3 separate regions of the Homo sapiens genome follow, and all the other regions are linked to region 2. Evidence: read pairs that join two places in POLR2A ChIA-PET (ENCODE). Cell type or tissue: PC-3. All regions are shown on one strand. Each heading gives the region's core, and the rest is flanking DNA. Links, peaks and the distances in the headings are about the cores only.

Region 1 (7,110 bases), core at 744-5,743, 57 kb after region 2:
TGGCACGATCTCGGCTCACCGCAACCTCTGCCTCCCGGGTTGAAGCGATTCTCCTGCCTCAGCCTCCCAAGTAGCTGGGATTACAGGCATACCACCACACCTGACTAATTTTTGTATTTTTAGTAGAGACGGAGTTTCTTCATGTTGGTCAGGCTGGTCTCGAACTCCCGATCTCAGGTGATCTGCCTGCCTCGGCCTCCCAAAGTGCTGGGATTACAGGCGTGAGCCATCGCGTCCGGCCGAGTTGCCCACATATTTCATGCGCAAAATCACAACAATCCTTTAACAACAGATTTATATGTTACACGGATGCATTTCAATATTTGATACCACGTGGGCTGGGGGTCCCGGGCTGCCAGCAGGAGCCAAGAGTCTCCCAGGTCTCCCTCTGTTGCTCGTGGACTGGGGCATTACCAGGGAACACGGCAGAATACAGAAATCAAAAACTCCGATCTAGAACCATCTCCTGGCTTTGTGACCGTGAGATCAACTCCCTTCTCTAAACACTAATCCCTTCCTCTGAAAAATTAGAATTAAAGCCAGGTTCTCCCAGGCAGGTCAGTGAAGAAGGAGGAGCAGGTGCTCACTCGGCTCACGAACTGCTTGGTTGGCCTCTGGCGCCCCCTCGCGGCAGGACGAGATGGCACACTTTCGGGGCAGGGCCTAGCATTCAAATGAGATGCAAATCACTCCTCTCGTGCCCAGTCTCCGGAAAAGGTTTCCTAGGAGTCCACGCGTGTCCATGGAAACTAGCAAGCGTGACTGCGGTGCACGGGAATCTGGCTGACAGGAAGAAGGAGGCTGGGGGCCTGGGAGGCCAGAGGGTCCTGAATACTGGATGACCACCTGATTTCATGCTCACCTCGACTTCCAACCTCCAGGTTGGAAAATTGACCCAGCTCAGGACCCTGGTGCTGCCTGATGCTTCATGTTCCAGCAGCCCTCTCTGGACTGCTGTGGCGCATCTGTGAAATGGGTGCATTGAGTCTGGGCGTGGTGGCTCACTCCTGTAATCCCAACACTTTGGGAGGCCGAGGCAAGTGGATCACCTGAGGTCAGGAGTTCAAGACCAGCCTGGCCACTGTCACAAAACCCCGTCTCTACTAAAAAAAAAAAAAAAATATATATATATATATATATATATATAAATTAGCTGGCGTGGTGGCACGCACCTGTAGTCCCAGCTACTCAGGAGGCTGAGGCATGAGAATCACTTGAACCTGGGAGGCGGAGGTTGCAGTCTGCCAAGATTGCACCCCTGCACTCCAGCCTGGGCGACACAGGGAGACTCTGTCTCAAAAAAATAAAAATCACTTAAATTATCTGTAAATCATACCAGGTTGCCCTTTTCCAACAAATCACAGGCGATGTAACCTGTCAACATTGTTACTATTATTCCAGCCAACATGCAGTGACCAGCCATCCGTATCTGGGCAGTGAGGTTGAGGGAGTCCACTCTCTGTCCCTGTCAGGCTGTGTGCCTTGGACTGTATGGTGGAACTCTCCAAGCCTCACCCCCCATCCCCACCTCCCCACTCCCCACCTGTCTGAGCTGGAATGAGAAGGGCAGCTTAGCAAAAGGCCAAGGTAGATGAGCTCACCATCTACCAAGAGCAGTGTGGGGCCTGCTTGCAGGGTTAACTTTCCAAGTTGAAGCCAGACACCCCCAAACTAGAGAATCACCCCACATACAAACAGCAGGACCAGACCTTGGTATCTGTGTTCCCCCAACCCCAACAAATAATGGCAAAACCTAAGCCAGCACTGCAATGAATGTTGGCCATTTAGGTAAGTGTCCCCTTATTGTGGGGTTTCATGTATGTTTCCACCTCCCCCACCAGGCTGTGAGCACCAGAAGGGAGAGCTGGGCCTGTCTTGGTCACCCCTGGGTCCTCAGAGCCCAGCACGTAGATGGGCTCTCCACTGATGTTCGTCGAATGAATACATGAAAATATCTTGTATCTCTGTATTCCCACCACCCAGAGCAAACTGTAGCCCTGATCCAAATGAATTGCTGAGCCCTCAACGTGAGACTTTTCCTTACCTGGAAAACATGGAAAATTCACCCTAACACTGATGATGATGAAAGAATGAGTGTTGGGCTGAGGCCTGATGAATGAGTGAATGAATCAATCAATCGATCAATCAATTGAAAGAAGGAACAGGTTCTTGCTACATATGAAGAGGCCCAGAGAGGTTAAGGGATGTGCCCAAAGTCACACAGCAAAGAAGGAGGCCACCTGGAAGTGAAGGGTCACCCTCACCCCATACTCTTCCTTGGGGCCATTTTACCTACGAGGCTGAGGGCACAGGGCCCACAAACTCTTTTCAAGGGGCCCCAAAATTTTCAAACCTGAAAAAAAAACTTGATTCCAGTCCAGGCGCAGTGGCTCATGCCTGTAATCCCAGCACTTTGGGAGGCCCAGTGGGTGGATCAGTTGAGCTTAAGAGTTCCAGATGAGCCTGGACAACATAGTAAGACCCCATCGCTACAAAAAAATTAATTAATTAATTTAAAATAGAGAAAGGATTTGAATAGACATTTCTCCAAAGAAGATATATGAACAGCCAAAAAGCCCATGAAAAGATGCTTAACATCATTAGTTATTAGGGAAATGCAAATAAAAACCACAATGAGATATTACTTTATAAGCATCAGAATGACTATTATCAGGGAGGAGGAGGCTGGGTGTGGTGGCTCACTCTGTAATCCCCCAGCACTTCAGGAGGCTGAGGTGAGAGGATCACTTGGGCATAAGAAGTTTGAGACAAGACCAACATAGCAAGACCCCATCTCTACAAAAAAATTTTAAAAACTGGCTGGGTATGGTGGCTCACACCTGTAATTCCAACACTCTGGGAGGCCGAGGTGGGAGGATCACTTGAGGCAGGAGTTTGAGACCAGCCTGGCCAACATGGTGAAACCCTGTTTCTACTAAAAATACAAAAATTAGCTGAGTGTGGTGGTAGGCACCTGTAATCCTGCTACTTGGGAAGCTGAGGTGCAAGAATCGCTTGAACCCGGGAGGTGGAGGTTGCAGTGAGCCGAGATCTCACCACTGCACTCCAGTCTGGGCAACAGAGTGAGAGTTCATCTCAAAAAAAAAAAAAAAAAAAAAGGCTATTATGAGGAAGGAGGAGGCTGGGTGTGGTGGCTCACTCCTGTAATCCCAGCATTTAGGGGGACTGAGGTGAGAGAATCACTTGGGTATAAAGAGTTTGAGACCAGACCAACATAACAAGACCCCATCTCTATGAAAAAAAAAAAAAAACTTAAAAATTAGCCAGGCATGCTGATGCTTGCCTGTGGTCCCAGCTACTTGGGGAGAGGCTGAGGCAGAAAGATCACTTGAGCAGGAGGTCAAGGCTGTAATGAGCTATGATCACACCACTGCAATCCAGCCTGGGTGACAGAGCAAGGCCCTGATAAAAAAAAAAAGAAGAAGGAGGAGGAGGAGACGAGGAGGAGGAAGAAAGGAGGAGGAGGAGAAGGAAGGGAGGAGGAGGAGGAGAAGGAAGAGGAGGAGGAGGAGGGCAGGAGGAAACACGTGTTGGGGAGGATGTGCAGAAAATTATTTTTAAAAACCTCAGACATTGCTGGTGGAAATGGAAAACGGTGCAGCTGCTGTGGAAAAGTTTGAGGGTTCCACAAAGAGTTAAAATAGAGTAACTATGTGACTCAGCAACTCCACTCCTAGGAGTCCACGCCCCACAAGAATTGACAGCAGTGACTCAAGAAGATACCTGTGCACACATGTTTATAGCAGCATTAGTCACCTTCACCAAAAGGAACCAACAACACAAATACCCATCAATGGATGAACGGATGAACACAATGTGTTCCAGACACGCTATGGAATATTACGCAGCCATAAAAAGGAATGAGGCACTGATCCATGCTACAACCTCGATGAACCTTGAGTACATCATGCAGAGTGAGAGAAGCCAGAATGCCACCTCTTGTATGACTCCATTGATATGAAGTGTCCAGAACAGGCAAATCGACAGAGACAAGAAGTAGATTAATGGTTGTGAGCCACTTGAGGAGGGGGAATGGGGAGTGGCTGGTAATGGGGATGGGGTCTCCTTTTGGGGGGATGAAAATCTTCTGGAGCTAGACAGAGGTAATGATTGTACAACACTAAATGCCACTGAATAAAATGATTAATTTTATGTTATGTAAGTTTCATCTCGATTTTTTTAAAGTGCTGTGCGAATAATTTGGGGGACCAGTTGGGGAAGGGATCCAGGATTCTCCCTAGCCTCCTAGAGGAAGCAACGGTTACCCAAAGGCTTGAAGGAAGTAAGCAGAGGGGAAATCACAGCCAATGACAGAGTCCCTGGGTTGAGATCAAATGAAAAGTGAATTTTTAAATTTTGTTATTTCTTTTTTGAGACACAGCCTCGCTCTGTCACTCAGGCTGGAGTGCAGTGGCGTGATCTCAGTTCACTGCAGCCTCGACCTCCTGGGCTCAAGCGATCCTCCTGTCTCAGTCCCGAAAGTAGCTGGGTCCACAGGCGTGCACCACCACACCAGGCTGACTTCCTTATTTTTTGTAGAGATGGGGTCTGGCTATGTTGCCCAGGCTGGTCTCAAACTCCTGGGCTTAAGCCATCCTCCTGCCTCAGCCTCCCAAAGTGCTGGGATTACAGTTGTGAACCACCTCACCCAGCCCTTTCTCTCTCTCTCTCTTTTTTTTTTTTTTTTTTTTTGATGGAGTCTTACTCTGTCAGCCAGGCTGGAGTGTGCAGTGGTGCAATCTCGGCTCACTGCAACCTCCGCCTCCCTGATTCAAGCATTCCTCCAACCTCAGCCTCCCGAGTAGCTAGGATTACAGGCCATGCACCACTACGCCGGGCTAATTTTTTTTTTTTTTTTTTTTTTTAGTAGAGACGGGGGTTTCACCATGTTGGCCAGGCTGGTCTTGAACTCCTGACCTCAAGTGATCCGCCCACCTCGGACTCCTAAAGTGCTGAGATTACAAGCGAGAGCCACCGCGCCCGGCCTCCTTTCTCTTTATTTTTTATTTTTTAATTAATTAATTAATTAATTTTGAGACGGAGTCTCGCTCTGTCGCCCAGGCTGCAGTGCAATGGCGTAATCTCAGCTCACTGAAACCTCCGCCTCCTGGGTTCAAGCAATTCTCCTGCATCAGCCTCCCGAGTAGCTGGGATTACAGGCTCCGGCCACCACGCCCGGCTAATTTTTGTATTTTTAGTAGAGACGGGGTTTCACCATATTGGCCAGGCTGGTCTGGAACTCTTGACCTTGTGATCCGCCCGCCTCGGCCTCCCAAGGTGCTGGGATTACAGGCGAGAGCCACCGCCCCCGGCCTCCTTTTTCTTGTTTTAAACCACAATACAATCGATGCTTAGGGCGGCAGGGGGCGGGGTGGTGCCCTTTTCTGAACTTAGCGAGCTGTGGGGTTCCCGCGATCCAGTCCCTAGTGGGGCCTCCCCGCCCTGCGCCCGGTGCCAGGCCCCGCCCCGCCAGGCCCAGCGGACCAAGAGGGGGCGCCCGCGGGGCCCCGGGAGGGAGGAGAAAAGACTTTGTCCCAAGTTTTCGCGGAGATTCGGCGTCCCGGCTGCGACCAGCACCCCGGAGCCCCCGTCCGTCTGGCGACCCCCAGCCCAGTCCCCGAACTTTCAGACACTCCCTGCGGCCCCGCCCCCTCGGGGACCCCCTGAGGACCCTCGGATTCCCCCCAACTCCCCTGCCCTCTAAAACCACTTCAATTCCTCAACTCTTCCCCCGGCCCGCAGGAACCCCCGCCATGGCCCGTTCTTACGGCGGCCGGGTGCTGGCTGCAATGACCCTGCTGGGCATCGCGGCGGCCGTGCTGGCGGCGCTGGGCGCGCAGCTGCTGTTTCAGCTGCAGGCGGGCCGCGCCGAGCTGCGGGGGCTGCGCGCCGAGGGGCTGGGCCAGGAGCTGGGCGCCGGCCCCGGGCTGCCAGAGGACGCGGCCGGGACGCTGCTGCCGCTGGCCGCCGCGCTGGCCGCGCTGGTGCTCGTGCTGGGGTTCACCTGCTTGCTGCTCGCCGCGCTCTGTGGCCACCTGGGCGCCGAGCTGGCGCGGGGGCCTGGCCCCAGGAGGTAGGAGGACTGGCCTCACCGCCTCGGAGGCCCGGCTGGGGGCTGGGTGAGCCTGGTTGAGCCTCTTCCCCTCTTTTGGCCTCAGGCTGGGGGGACAGCTTCCCTCCCCACTTCCCTCTCCCCACCACTCCATGTCTCTCTGCCTCCCTCCTTTCCTCTCCTCCTCCCTCCTTCCCTCCCTCCATTCTATATTTGTTCAATTTTGCAGCAGGTGCAACCACTGCTGTGTCTCGCATTTTGCAGATGAGGAAACTGAGGCTCAAAGAGGGTCCAGGATCAGCTTGCCTGGATCTCAAACAGGGGAGGCTGAGCTCTCAGGCTGTCTGGCTTGGAAGTGGGTGGGAGGCGGGACAGTGCTGGACTTGAACTTGGTTCTGGGTAGAGCCAGCCAGAGCCTGTGTCCTGGTCTGAAATTGAGTTCCTTCCTCAGGGACCTGAACTCAGTCAGGGATGTGGTCATTGAGGGACCCCTATCAGGGGCAGTGGTTGTGGAAGGAGGAACCCTCCTTGAGCTGAGGACTCCGCTGTCCCACATGGTAGTGTTTCTCTCCAGAATGTCGGGGGAGAGGAGCCCAAATTCTAGTCCAGAATTCTGTGAAATTGAGCAGATGAGAACTCCCACCATTGAGGTAGATCCTATCCAGACCATGCACCTTCCACCCAAGGGACAATGAAATGCATGGGTCCCACGGGTCAGCAAACATCTGTTGGGTGCCTGCCTGCAGGGGAATGGATCTGGCTCAGGGCATCAGAGACAGCGGGGACCAAGTGGACCCAGACCTGCTCTCATGGGGTCACAGAAAATAAGGAAACATAACAAGGACAAGGCATGGTGGTTCACACCTGCAATCCCAGCCCTTTGGGAGGCAGAGGCAGGAGGATCATTTGAGGCCAGGAATTTTTTTTTCTTTTTTTTTTTTTGAGACAGAGTCTTGCTCTGTCACCCAGGCTGGAGTGCAGTGGCGCTATCTCGGTTCACTGCAGCCTCCACCTCTTGGGTTCAAGCGATTCTCCCA
Region 2 (7,110 bases), core at 803-5,802:
AAGCGATCTTCCTGCCTCGGCCTCCCAAAGTGGTAGCATTCAGGCGAAAGCCACTGCGCCTGGCCATGCTTGTTGAATTTTTTAAGCTAACCCTCCTAGTGTGGTGGTGTGTCCCTCTGAGTGCCCAGAAAGGCCTCCAATCGAGTTCTTGCCTGGACAGAGGGCTGGAAGGGGAAGAAGGCCTGGTGGGCCTGGGGAGGCTGGGCCACTTCTGAGAGTGGGATATTTCAGTGATGTGTGTAAGCGCAGTTCAACTCACACAGGTAGTGGATTTTAAAATCAGTAGCAAATTAAGAAAACAATTCCATTTACCATAGCATCATAAAGTATAAAGTAGGCATAAATTTAATAAAAGAAGTACAAGACTGTACTTCTTGAGAGCTGTAGCTGGGCTTGGTGGCTCACAGCTGTAATCCCAGCACGTTGGGAAGCCAAGGCTGGACCCGGTGGCAGCTGCCTGTGGTCCCAGCTACTTGGGAGGCTGTGGTGGGAGGATCACTTGAGCCCAGGAGACTAAGGCTGCAGTGAGCTGTGTTCCTGCCATTCCACTCCAGCCTGGGCAATAGAGTGAGACCCTGTCTCGAAACAAGCAAAAGAACTAAAACTTTGGTGAAAAAAAAAATTAAAGATGATCTAAATAAATGGTAAGACATTCCACGTTCATGGATTGGAAAGTATAATATTGTTAAGATGGCAGTACTCCACAAATTGGTCTACGGATGCAATGTAATCCCTTTCAAATTTACAATGTTTTTGTTGAAATTGACAAATTGATCCTAAAATTAATAATAAATTGCAAATGGCCCCAAAATAGCCAAAACAATATTGAATAAAATACGAGGACTCATACTTTCTCATTTCAAACAATAAAAAGGTACAATAACCAAAACTGTGGTATTGGCATAAGGATAGACATATAAATAAATGATTGGAACTGATGCAGAAATAAACCTATGCATATATGGTCAACTCATCTTTGGCAACGGTGCCAGGACTATTCAAAAAGAAAGGAGGGCTGGGCGTGGTGGCTCACGCCTGTAATTCCAGCACTTTGAGAGGCCAAGGCAGGTGGATCACCTGAGGTCGGGAGTTTAAGATCAGCCTGACCAACATGGAGAAACCCTGTCTCTACTAAAAATACAAAGCCTTAGCTGGGCGTGGTGGCACATGCCTGTAATCTCAGCTACTCGGGAGTCGGAGGCAGGAGAATGGCTTGAACCCCGGAGGTGGAGGTTGTGGTGAGCTGAGATCACGCCATTGCACTCCAGCCTGGGCAACGAGCAAAACTCTGTCTCAAAAAAAAAAAAAAAAAAAAAGGAATAGGCCAGGCGTGGTGCTTCACGCCTGTAATCCCAACACTTTGGCAGGCCAAGGTAGGCAGATCACCTGAGGTGAGGAGTTCGAGACCGGCCTCTCAAATGAAGTAGAAACCCCATCTCTACTAAAAATACAAAAATTAGCCAGGCGTAGTAGCTCATGCCTGTAATCCCAGCTATTCGGGAGTCTGAGGCAGGAGAATGGCTTGAACCCGGGAGGCAGAGGTTGCAGTGAGCCAAGATCGCGCCACCGCACTCCAGCCTGGGCGACAGAGCAAGACTCCCTCTTAAATAAATAAATAGGCCGGGCGCGGTGCCTCACGCCTGTAATCCCAGCACTTTGAGAGGCCGAGGCGGGTGGATCACGAGGTCAGGAGATCACGACCATCCTGGCTAACACGATGAAACCCTGTCTCTAGTAAAAATACAAATTAGCCAGGTGTGGTTGCAGGCGCCTGTGGTCCCAGCTACTTGGGACGCTGAGGCAGGAGAATGGTGTGAACCTGGGAGAAGGAGCTTGCAGTGAGCCGTGATCTCGCCACTGCACTCCAGCCTGGGCAACAGAGCTAGACTCTGTCTCAAAACAATAAATAAATAAATAAATAAATAAATAAATAAATAAAACCCAAAAAGTCTGTTAATTAATAAGAAAAACTAACAGAGTTCAAGCCTAAGAGTCATTGGGATTATTTTCTGGCCAACTTGGAGGGAACTTCCTAGACACTATTGCAGCTAGAGGCTTTGGAACAAGAAAGTTCACTGGGCCACTGTCTCACCTGGAGCCCCTGGCAATGAGTCCATTCCCCTTCTTGTGCCTCAGTTTCTGCATCTGTACAATGGGGACCATGGTGACACTTCCTGAAGTGGTTGCGAGGTTGGAGAGAGATTAGTCAGAATTCACTTGCCCAGCTGGGTGCCATGGCTCACGCCTGTAATTCCAGCACTTTGAGAGGCCAAGGTGGGTGGATCACCTGAGGTCGGGAGTTTGAGACCAGCCTGGCCAACATGGTGAAACCCTGTCTCTACTAAAAATACAAAAATGAGCTGTGTGTGGTGGCACGTGCCTGCAATCCCAGCTACTGAGGAGGCTGAGGCAGGAGAATTGCTTGAACCCAGGAGGCGGAGGCTGCAGTGAGTCAGATTGTGCCACTGCACTCCAGCCTGGGCGACAGAGCAAGACTCCGTCTCAAAAAAACCAAAAAGCAAAAAACAAAACAAAAAAATTCACTTGCTCATCTGCACACGAGGGTCACCCCCTCAGTGTCCTCTCCCAGCAAATGCTCTGTCACCTCCTGTCCCCTGAGGTAGAGACAACAAACAAGATGCCAACATTATGACACGCGAGGGGGACAGCAGAGGTGAGAGTCAGTTGAGAGTACAGTAGTCCCTGCTTATTCAAAGTTTCTCTTTCTGAGGTTTCCACAGTTCAAACATATTAAATGGAGAATTCCAGAAATAAGCAATTCATAAGTTTCAAATTGCGTGCTGTTCTGAGGAGCATGATGAAATCTCGGACTGCCTTGCTCCATCCCTCTCTGTCCCGCCCAGGGTCATGAATCACCCCTTTGTCCAGCAGATCCATGCTGGAGACACCACTCCCCCCATGCCCACTCATTTGTCACTTAGTAGCCTCCTGGTTATGAGATTGAAAAACCAGTATAAACTGGGCACGGTGACTCACACCTGTAATCCCAGCACTTTGGGAGGCCAAGGCAGGAGGATGGCTTCAGCCCAGGAGTTCAAGACCAGCCTGGGCAATACAGTGGGACCTCATCTCTGCAAACAAATCAAAAAATTAGCTGGGCGTGATGGTGCATATCTGTAGTCTCAGCCACGCAGGAGGCTGATGGAGGATTGCTTGTGTGTGGGAGGTCAAGGCTGCAGTGAGCTATGATCATGCCACTGTACTCTGGCCTGGGCAACAGAATAAGACTTTGTCTTAAAAATAAATAAATTAGGCCACGTGCGGTGGCTCACGCCTGTAATCCCAGCACTTTGGGAGGCCGAGGAGGGCGGATCATGAGGTCAGGAGATTGAGACCATCCTGGCTAACACGGTGAAACCCCATCTCTACTAAAAATACAAAAAAATTAGCCGGGCGTGGTGGCAGGCACCTGTAGTCCCAGCTACTCGGGAGGCTGAGGCAGGAAAATGGCGTGAACCTGGGAGGCAGAGCTTGCAGTGAGCCGAGATCGTGCCACTGCACTCCAGCCTGGGAGACAGCAGGACTCCATCTCAAAAATAAATAAATAATTAAATTAAATTAAAATTAGAAAGGGAGGAAAGGATGAAGGAAAGGAAGGGAGGGAGGGAGGGAGGAAGGGAAAGAAAAAGAAGGAAAGGAAAGAAAGGAAGAAAGAAAAGAAACAAAACATATTTAGGGCTCAGTATTATGGTCAGTTTCAGGCATCCATTTGGGGTCTTGGAACATATCCCCCAGCGATTGGGAGGAATACTGTATAGACTCCTGAGCTTGGAGTCCTGGGTTCGAATCCCAGCTCAGACGGCCACCCCAGCAGGCCTAGCGACTTTCACCCAGAGCTCTCACACCAGCCGGCCTGTACATGGAAGAGGACACTGCCAGGGCAGCCACAGGTGCCAGGACATACCGTGATCTGAGCCATCCTGCAACACCTGCAGGAACCCACAGGCAGGCTGGCCATCCCTCCCCTGCAACCACAAGGTCAACGAGGGCCTGTGAGGCCCAGACACTGCAGGGAGGTGCCTCCCCCTCGGCAGGCCAGCGAGAGGGCCAACCCGAGTGCCCCTGCCCCAAGGTCCCTTTGGTCTTGCAGATGGGGCCACATGGTACAGGGTCCCTTCTTTTTCTTTTCTTTTTTTTTTTTTTTTGAGACAAAGTCTCGCTCTGTCACCCAGGATGGAGTGCAGTGGCACCATCTCGGCTCACTGCAACCTCCACCTCCCGGCGCAAGCAATTCTCCTGCCCCAGCCTCTGGGGTAGCTGGGATTACAGGTGCGCGCACCACCATGCCTGGCTACTTTTTGTATTCCCTCCCTCCCTCCCTCTCCTCTCCTCTCTCGCTCTTTCCCTCCCTCCCTCCCCCTTTCTCTCTTTCTTTCTATTTTGAACCAGAGTCTCGCTCTGCCACCCAGGCTGGAGTGCACTGCAACCTCTGCCTCCTAGGTTCCAGCAATTCTCCTGCCTGAGCCTCCCGAGTAGCTGGAATTAAAGGTGTGAGCCACCATGCCCAGCTAATTATTTTGTTTGTATTTTTAGTAGAGACAGGGTTTCACCATGTTGGCCAGGCTGGTCTCGAACTCCTGGGCTCAAGTGATTCACCCACCTCAGCCTCCCAAAGTGCTGGGATTACAGGCATGAGCCACTATGCCCGGCTGGCCGAGTCCTGCCTTCTGAAACTCAGCAAGGGTTCTGTGCCACATAGGGACACTCAATGAATGGGCTCCCAGCAGGCACCAGACGGTCTTCAGGTTTATTTCTTAAATCAATTAGGAAATAAAACCACAGTGCCCAGGAAAGTTCACATGAGACGCCACGGTGTCTCTTGCCATGGCCCCACCACTCCAGGGGCCAGGGGGTGCTGCTGGAGGGAGGACAGACGGACAGGCGGCCTGGGTGGCCGGCCCCAGAAAGGCTGGCGTGGATGTTCGAGATGAGCCACCAGCGAAGCCAGTAGGGATGTCTGGGCCGTCCTGGTGGGATTGTCTGGGACATCGCCACCAACACGGTGTCAGAGCCATCAGTGGGGACATCGGAGGGGCCACCACCAGGTGGGGTATATTCAACAGGCTAGAACCCCTGAGGCTTGAGAGGCCAACCCCCGGCAGGAGACCTCCCCTGACCCCTCTGCTGCCTCTCCTGTGGGACCCTCCAGTAGACACACCAGATGAGGACACCCAGGAGGCCTCCTCCCAGGACAGGAGGCAGCTGGCTGGGCAGCCACGCAGTGCAGGGTTCAGGGCCCTCCAGCAGGAGCTCCATGGAGATGGCTAAATGGGGACATCAAGGCAGGGGCTGACAGTGGTGACATCCAAGTGGTCACAGTCAATTCCGGAAGCTTTCAGGGCATCAGGAGGGGAAGGTGGGGCTGGGGAAATGTGACAGGAACGGGGAAGTGCAAAAGGCAATTGGCCTAGCCTGGGAGATTTTCCAGTTGGCCTGGGGGACCCCCGGCTCCTCCATTCAGCAGGGAGGGCGGAGGGCCTGCTTGGAAGTCACATGGAGCTGCAGCATCTGGAACCCAACAGCCACAGGAGGCCTGGATCGGGGCTCCGTAAGGCACAGCCGAGAGGGAGGTGGGGAGGCCCCAGTCCGAGTCCAGGGCCCAGGGGAGATGATTCCTGCAGTCCCCAAAAGCAGCTGGACCCTACACAAGATGCAGCTCCCAGGACACGCGTGTTCCACTCTCGGCAGGAGAGGAGAGGAAAAAGGAAAGGCCGGGCCAGAGGCTCACGCCTATAATCCCAGCACTCTGGGAGGCCGAGGCCAGCGGATCACCTGAGGTCAGGAGTTCAAGACCAACCTGACCAACATGGTGAAACCCCGTCTCTACTAAAAATATAAAAATTAGCTGGACGTGGTGGCGGGTGCCTGTAATCCCAGCTACTCAGGAGGCTGAGGTGGGAGGATCACTTGAACCCCAGGAGGCAGAGGTTGCAGTGAGCCGAGATCCCACCACTGCACTCTAGCCCGGGCAGCAGAGTGAGACTCTATCTTAAAAAAAAAAGAAAGAAAGAAAGAAAAGAAAAAGAGGGAAGAGTTAAGGCCAGACAGGGACAGGGATGGAAGGAGACAGAGGCTGAAAAGCAGGGAGAGGAGGCAGACACAGGGGCACCAAGGCAGCAGAGAGGCACGGGTTCCTCTGAGGTTCCAGTTTCTCAGTCCAGGATGGGCCGTGCCAGGTACAGCTCGGCCAGGTGGGTGTGTACTAGGCGGCCACCCCTGGGCAGCGCTGTCTGGCTCAAGCTGGCCTCTCCCACCAGGCCCAGAGTTTGTGGCCAGTAGAGGAACAGCTTCAGAGGGCGAAGGCGCCCGAGCAGATGCGAGTGTAGACTGCCTCATTTAAGGGCAGGTAGTGGCCCTGCTTCAGGTCCAGGAAGAAGAGCCGGTCTGAGGTCTGGCGTGGGTCAAAGCCCTCTCGCTGCAGCCTCGTCTTCTGGATCTTGAAGGTGCCTATAGTGGGGATGGGGGGCAGATAAGGGCTGAGCAGGTGGCTTCTGGGAGGCCTCAACTCAATATCCTCTCCTGCACCTCTGGACCTTCCCACAGGCTGTCCCCTGGGCAGGAATGTTCTTCCCCATTTTGCCTGCCTGATTCCCCCTTGTCTGTCAGATCCTGGCTTCATGCCCCCTCCTCCAGTGAGGCCTCCCTAACCACTCCTCACCAGGGCAAGAAAATGTACACCCTGCCTGGTCATGTGTCCATTCCCCACATGACAGGCAGGGCTGTGTCTGTTACACAGTGAATAAGAGTTTAGCAACTTACATCCTGTGGGCCAAATTTGGCCCTCCACCTGTTTTTGTAAATAAAGTTTTACTGGGGCCGGGCACAATAATGGCTCATGCCTATAATCTCAGTACTTTGGGACGCCAAGGCAGGAGGGTCGCTTGAGCCCAGGAGTTTAAGACCAGCCTGGGCAACATAGTGAGACTCTGTCTCTGCAAAAACCCTTTTTTTTTTTTTTTTTTTTTTTTTTGAGACATAGTCTTGCTTTGTCACCCAGGCTGGAGTGCAGTGGTGTGATCTCGGCTCACTGCAACCTCCACCTCCTGGATTCAAGTGATTCTCCTGCCTCAGCCTCCCAAGTAGCTGGGA
Region 3 (6,608 bases), core at 259-5,258, 870 kb before region 2:
TCGCTATGTTGCCCAGGCTGGTCTTCAAATCCTAACCTCCAGCGATCCTGTCACCTCGGCTTCCCAAAGTGCTGGGATTACAGGCATGAGCCTCTGCACCTGGCCTAATTTCTGCCTTTATAGATTTACCTATTCGGAACATTTCACAGAAATGGAATCTTACAATATTTGTACTGTAGTTTCGCCTTGATGAAGAATGCTGCTGTAAAAGTGGGTGTACACGTTTTTGTTTGAACACCTGTTTTCATTTCACTTGGCTCTCTACTGAGGAGTGGAATTACTGGGTCACAGAGTAACCCTGTATTGAACTTAATGGGGAACTGCCAAACCTTTTCCTCTCAGTTTTATTTGTCATTGTGAAATCTTTCAGGCACACACAAAAGTATTAATAATAAAATCACAAACACCCCTATCCAGCACCCACCTAAAGAAAAATCATTCCCAAGAGAGTTGAAGTGGTCCCCGTAGTCCAAGGCAGGTTCTCCCCAATCTCAAGGAAGTCTTTGTCTGTAATTAGAACTTGATCATGACCACGCATGTTTTAATTTCATATATATATTTGGGGAACAGGTTTATTTATTTATTTATTTATTTTATTTATTTTATTTTTTTTTTGAGACAGGGTCTCGCTCTGTCGCCCAGGCTGGAGTGCCGTGGCACGATCTCAGCTCACTGCAAGCTCCGCCTCCCGGGTTCACGCCATTCTCCTGCCTCAGCCTCCCGAGTAGCTGGGACTACAGGTGCCCGCCACCATGCCCACCTAATTTTTTGTATTTTTAGTAGAGAGGGGGGTTTTGCCGTTTTAGCCAGGATGGTCTCGATCTCCGGACCTCGTGATCCACCTGCCTCGGACTCCCAAAGTGCTGGGATTACAGGCGTGAGCCACCGGGCCCGGCCGGAATACAGTCTTTGCAAAAAAAAAAAAAAAAGCGGTTTGGAAAACTATCTAAACAAAGAGATGGCTACTGCCTTCCATAATTAAAAACAGAAACAAAAATCACAAAACTCTCAGGAAGGTGGAGAATCTGATTTCTGGAGTTACCATAATTTAGAATATTCAAATGCTCGCTTTTCAACAACAAAAACATCACTAGGCATACAGAGAAACAGCAAAGTGTGGCGCATTTTAAGGAACAAAATTAACAGACAGAAACCATCCCTAAGGAAGCCCACACATCAGACTCACTAGACAAATACTTTAAAATAACTGTCTTCGCTGGGCGCGGTGGCTCACGCCTGTAATCCTAGCACTTTGGGAGGCTGAGGCAGGTGGATCCCCTGAGGTCAGGAGCTCAAGACCAGCCTGACCAACATGGAGAAACCCCGTCTCTACTAAAAACACAAAATTAGCCAGGCACGGTGGTACATGCCTGTAATTCCAGCTACTCGGGAGGCTGAGGCAGGAGAATCACTTGAACCCAGAAGGCGGAAGTTGCTGTGAGCCAAGATCACACCATTGCACTCCAGCCTGGGCAACAGAGCGAGATTCCATCTCAAAAACAAAAAATGAAGAAGAAGAAGTTTGACACCAGCCTGGGCAACACGGCGAGACCTCATCTCTACAAAAATAAAAGTAATTAGCCAGGTGTGGTGGCGCATGCCTGTAGTCCCAGCTACTTGGGAGGCTGAGGTGGGAGGATTGCTTGAGCCCAGGAGGTAGAGGCTGCAGTGAGCTATCATTGTACCACTGCACCCCAGCCTGGGTGACAGAGCAAGACCCTGTCTCTAAAAACAAAAACCACAAAGTTTTTGCCAAGGAGCCATACTTTGGAGTATCACATTCTGAGTCCTGACAGCCTCCAGAAGGAACCAGTCCTGCTGTGACACCTTGATTTCGGACTTCTGGCTTCCAGAACTCTGAGAGAAGTCCCTGTTCTTTTAGGACATCAAGTTTGTGGTCAGTATTATGTAAACAATGTCATCTGCTGCCCATTTTTATCTCTGGTGGGTTTTTTTTTTTTTTTTTTTTTGAGACAAGAGTTTCTGTCTGTCACCTAGCCTGGAGTGCAATGGCACGATCTCGGCTCACTGCAACCTCTGCCTCCCGGGTTCAAGTGATTCTCCTGCCTCAGCCTCCCAAGTAGCTGGGACGACAGGCATGCGCCACCACACCTGGCTAATTTTTGTATTTTTAGTAGAGATGGGGTTTCACCATGTTGGCCAGGCTGGTTTCGAACTCCTGACCTCAGGTGATCCATCTGCCTTGGCCTCCCAAAGTGTTGGGATTACAGGCGCGAAGCACCGCACCTGTCCTTTTTTTTTTAGACAGAGTCTCTCACTGTCATCCAGGCCTCGGCCTCCCAAAGTGATGGGATTGCAGGCGTAAGCCACTGCGCCTGGCCCCTGTCCAGCTAATTTTTAAATTTTTTTGTAGAGACCGGGTCTCACCACGTTGCCCAGGCTGGTCTGGAACTCCTGACCTCAAGTGATCCTCCGACGTTGGTCTCCCAAAGTGCTGGGATGACAGGCATCGGCCACCATGCCAGGCCTCTTTTCAATTTCTTGATGGATATATTGACATCCAAAAGTTTGAAATTGTGATTGAGTCTAATTTGTTGTCCCCTCCAAATCCCCAAGTTTTCATCTTGTCCTTGTGGAGGGCAGGTTTTACGTTGCCAGCCAGTTAAGGCCAAGACTCGGTTCTCCTGCCTGCTTCTCCCCAGCCATGACCTTCTGTCCTTTCTGGGCCTCTGGCCTCGGTCAGGTGCCCTTCCCTCCCCCTCTTCCCCCCCGCCCCCACCCCCGTGCTCAGCAGGGAAAGCGGACCGTGGCAGCTGAGTATGAGTCAGCAGGGCTGGGACCATGGGGGGCGGAAGTGGTGGGCTCAGCCTCAGGGACCGGCTGTGCGAGTTCCTGCATAAACTGGCCAGGAAGTGGTCAGCTGAGGCTTCCCCCACGTGCTTGCTGCCCGGAACCCATTGGCCGAGTAACCCTGGGCCTCCCTCTTCACGCTCCACATTAGCAACCCAGTTCACACGCTCGCTCCCATCATAATTCTACTGTCCACAGTGTGTATTTATGAAGCACCTACTGCATGCCAGGCTCTGGCTGAGCTCGGATACACAGCCCTGTGATGGGGGTATGGAGATCTGCTCTGAGTCACAGGGGTAAACTGAGGCTCGGAACAGGGCAGCTCTGTGCCTGAGTTACACAGCACAGCACCTGGGTGACCTAACATCCCAAATCGTCATCCTCAGCTGGCTAAGTCCCTCTCTGTGTCTCCGTGTCCTCACCCTAAACAAAATATCTGGAGAATTTCCACTTTTTCTCTTTGTGTCTCTCTCTCCCTGGCTCTCCCTCCATTTCTGCCTGTCTCTCATCATGTCTATCTCTGCCTGTCTCTGCCTCCCCACGCCCTTATCAGCACCATACAGGGAAGGGAGAGGTGACAGCCTCACCCACCCCTCCCTGCTTCTAGGGGACTTGGACATGTCCGGGCAGGTCTGAGGCACTCCTGGTAAAAACTGGTGATTGCCTGGAGGCAGGGAGCCAGAACCCGAAAGAGAGGGTGGGAAGGTGGAAGACGTGTGGGGGGACTCAGTTGGGATTTCTGGTGCTGTACTTTGCCCCCTTACCCCCACCCCAGGCTGTCATCACACTGAGGATGTCTTGAGACCACTGCAGCATCTTTCCCAAACCTTGGATTTTGAGGGATGCATAGGAATCCTCCAAGCATCGATAAGGGCTTTGGGGAGGGTGGTTCTGGGAAGAGGAAGTAGGGGATATTGAGACTGCTGGGGGTCAGCAGAAACAAGGGAATGGGGTTCAAATGCCCAGTACAGAAATCCTATTTCCTGTAGGCGAAAGGGAGCCACAGAGGGTGTGAGAGGCTCAGCAGTTGGAATGGAGTGGAAGGGCAAGAATGGAGGCCAAGATCCTCATCTTTTCATTTTTATTTTATTTTTTTAGATACAGGGTCTCACTCTGTCACCCAGGCTGGAGTACAGTGGCACGATCTCAGCTCACTGCAACTTCTGCTTCCCAGTTTCAAGGGATTCTCCTGCCTCAGCCTCCTGAGTAGCTGGGATTACAGATGTGTACCACCATGCCTGGCTAATTTTTGTATTTTTAGTAGAGATGGGGTTTCACCTTGTTGGCCAGGCTGGTCTCAAACTCCTGACTTCAGGTGATCTGCCCACCTTGGTCTCCCAAAGTGCTGGGATTACAGGTGTGAGCCACTGTGCCCAGTCCACAGCTACTTTATAAGATTTATTTTTACTTTTGTAGAGATAGAATCTTGCTATGTTGCCCAGGCTGGTCTGGAACTCCTGTGCTCAAGTGATCCGCCTGCCTCGGCCTCCCAAAGCACTGGGATTGCAGGTGTGAGACAACGCACCGGGCCGACCTGCTCCTTTGAGTAAGGCTGGGAGCACCCAGGCGAGGGCGGAGGGGGCCTCTAGGGGATGGAGCCTCTTGCAGCCTCTCAGCCATATCCTGGGATGATCCTTGGACCCTTTAACTGCCTGTGCAGCCCTCATCCCAAGGGGGGACCTCCAGGCTGTACTCCCAGCTGCCTGATCCTTGCTGTGTCCCCAGTCCAGGGCTCAGCCCACAGTGGACACTTCCTGAATGACTGGGACAGCCACGGGGTGAGGGGCCTCCTTAGGTGGGGACCCCAGACTGCAGGAGGAGCCTGGTGATTCCAGCATCTTTCACTCCTGGGAGGAGGCATTGGTGCCTTGCTGAGCCCCTGGCTGGCCTCAGGAGTGGACCCACAGCACTCACCTCTCCTCCCAGCAGTTTATTGCTTCCCTACTGTGTCCCTGGCACTGTGCTGGGCACAGAAGACACAGAGGGGGCCCCACACATACCCATCCACCCTCTCACAGAGGCTGTCAATTACCACCCAGAGTGCTACAATGGGGACACCCAGGCAGCTGTAGGAGTCAGAGGAGATGCCTAGGTAGCCAGGAGGGCTTCCTGGAAGAGGAGGTGATGGTAACTGTATTTATTTTGTGGGGTTTTTTTTTTTTTGAGACGGAGTCTCATTCTATCACCCAGACTGGAGTGCAGTGGCGCGATCTCAGTTCACTGCAACCTCAGCCTCCCTGGTTCAAGCGACTCTCCTGCCTCAGCCTCCCGAGTAGCTGGGATTACAGGTGTTTACCACCATGGCTGGCTAATTTTTGGATTTTTAGTAGACATGGGGTTTCTCCATGTTGGCCAGGCTGGTCTCAAACTCCTGACCTCAAATGATCCATCTGCCTTTGCCTCCCAAAGTGCTGGGATTACAGGCATGAGCCACCGCACCCGACCGGGTTTTTGTTTTTGAGATGGGGTCTCACTCTGTCACTCAGGCTGGAGTGCAGTGGCACGATCACCACTCACTGCAGCCTTGACCTCCCCAGGCTCAGGTGATCCTCCCACCTCAGCCTCTTGAGTAGCTGGGACTACAGGTGTGCGCCACTGCACCTGTCTAATTTTTGTATTTTTTGTAGAGATGGGGGGGGGGGGTCTCACCATGTTGCCCAGGCTGGTCTCGAACTCCTGACCTCAAGTGATCCACCCGCCTTGGCCTCCCAAAGTGCTGGGATTATAAGCGAGAGCCCACACCCTGATCATTGTATTTACTGAGCAATGACAGGGCACCAGGCTCCAAGTTAAGGGCTGTAAAAGCAGAATCTCATTGAATTGCCACAAAAGCCCCACGAGAAATGGGTAAACTAAGGCTCAAGACAGCAAAGGGACGGGTATGGTGGCTCATGCCTGGAATTCCAGAGCTTTGGGAGGCCGAGGCAGGTAGAGAACTTAAGCCCAGGAGTTTGAGACCAGCCTGGGCAATATGGCAAGACCCTGTCTCTACATTAAATAACAATAATAAGAGTCGACCCTATGGGAAAGACCACCCAGATATGAATACCTCCACTGGGGGTGCAAGAACCCTCAGTCCTCTGTGAGTCCAAGAAGTTCCCCCAACCCACGGGGTCCACTTGCTCCAGGACATCTTCCTAACTGTTGTCCAAGTCCCTTTGGTGTCAAAAGTTTATTCTCAGAGAGCCAGAGACCAGGGTGTCTTCATTCCTGCTGAGGACAGGCGTAGGGAATGAACATGTCCATTTGTGTTCTTCAAGGCCCTCCGCTCCAGAGAAGCCCGCCTGGGTTCACATTCCCACCCCTACTCTCCCTGGCCGTGACATAGGGGACAAGGGGCTTCAACTGGTGGAAACTCAGTTTCCCTGTCTGTAAAGGTGGCAATGGCATGGCATCCCCTGTCAGAATGATGGGGATTTTTTGTTTTTTTTGAAGTGGAGTCTTGTTTGCTCTGTCGCCCAGGCTGGAGTGCAGTGGCGTGATCTCAGCTCACGGAAACCTCCACCCGCCGGGTTCAAGTGATTCTGCTGCCTCAGCCTCCCAAGTAGCTGGGATTACAGGTGCCTGCCACCACACCCAGCTACCTTTTGTATTTTTTTTTTTTTTTGAGGTGGAGTCTCGCTCTTTTGCCCAGGCCAGAGTGCAGTGGCGCGATCTCGGTTCACTGCAAACTCTGCCTCCTGGGTTCACGCCATTCTCCTGCCTCAGCCTCCCAAGTAGCTGGGATTACAGGTGCCTGCCACCGTGCCCGGCTAATTTTTTGTATTTTTTAGTAGAGACGAGGTTTCACCGTGTTA

The links. ChIA-PET counts read pairs that join two places held together with the same protein. Peaks named below come from ENCODE experiments on the same cell type or tissue, not always from the same donor. Only the 100,000 strongest peaks of a DNase experiment are listed, where the experiment ranks them.
Region 1: POLR2A ChIA-PET joins it to region 2 with 11 read pairs; 8 of 35 experiments call an interaction of 5 or more read pairs at or near these places.
Region 3: POLR2A ChIA-PET joins it to region 2 with 18 read pairs; 2 of 35 experiments call an interaction of 5 or more read pairs at or near these places.

What each region holds. Positions count from the first base shown.
Region 1 is chr19:17,447,127-17,454,236 of GRCh38, reverse strand. It overlaps TMEM221 (transmembrane protein 221), which reads left to right and starts at 5,569. Exons shown (of 3, transcript NM_001190844.2): 1 at 5,569-6,094. The coding sequence starts at 5,775. RefSeq lists a silencer at 5,436-5,555. In PC-3, for the core only: a CTCF peak has its summit at 5,512 (motif pointing right); a DNase peak (open chromatin) is centred at 3,726; H3K4me3 peaks cover 1,032 bases; H3K27ac peaks cover 1,805 bases.
Region 2 is chr19:17,503,813-17,510,922 of GRCh38, reverse strand. SLC27A1 (solute carrier family 27 member 1) reads right to left here. Exons shown (of 12, transcript NM_198580.3): 12 at 4,755-6,468. The coding sequence ends at 6,311. The region is part of intron 1 of PGLS-DT (PGLS divergent transcript); the gene reads left to right. Among named protein-coding and RNA genes, the nearest start is that of PGLS, 4.3 kb to the left of the region's middle. RefSeq lists enhancers at 1-428, 2,234-3,433. In PC-3, for the core only: no CTCF peak of the experiment used is centred there; a DNase peak (open chromatin) is centred at 2,892; H3K4me3 peaks cover 669 bases; H3K27ac peaks cover 1,475 bases.
Region 3 is chr19:18,370,784-18,377,391 of GRCh38, reverse strand. No RefSeq gene overlaps it. Among named protein-coding and RNA genes, the nearest start is that of GDF15, 12 kb to the left of the region's middle. RefSeq lists a silencer at 1,665-1,892 and enhancers at 3,310-3,529, 3,259-3,553, 2,741-3,940. In PC-3, for the core only: no CTCF peak of the experiment used is centred there; a DNase peak (open chromatin) is centred at 2,851; H3K27ac peaks cover 3,206 bases.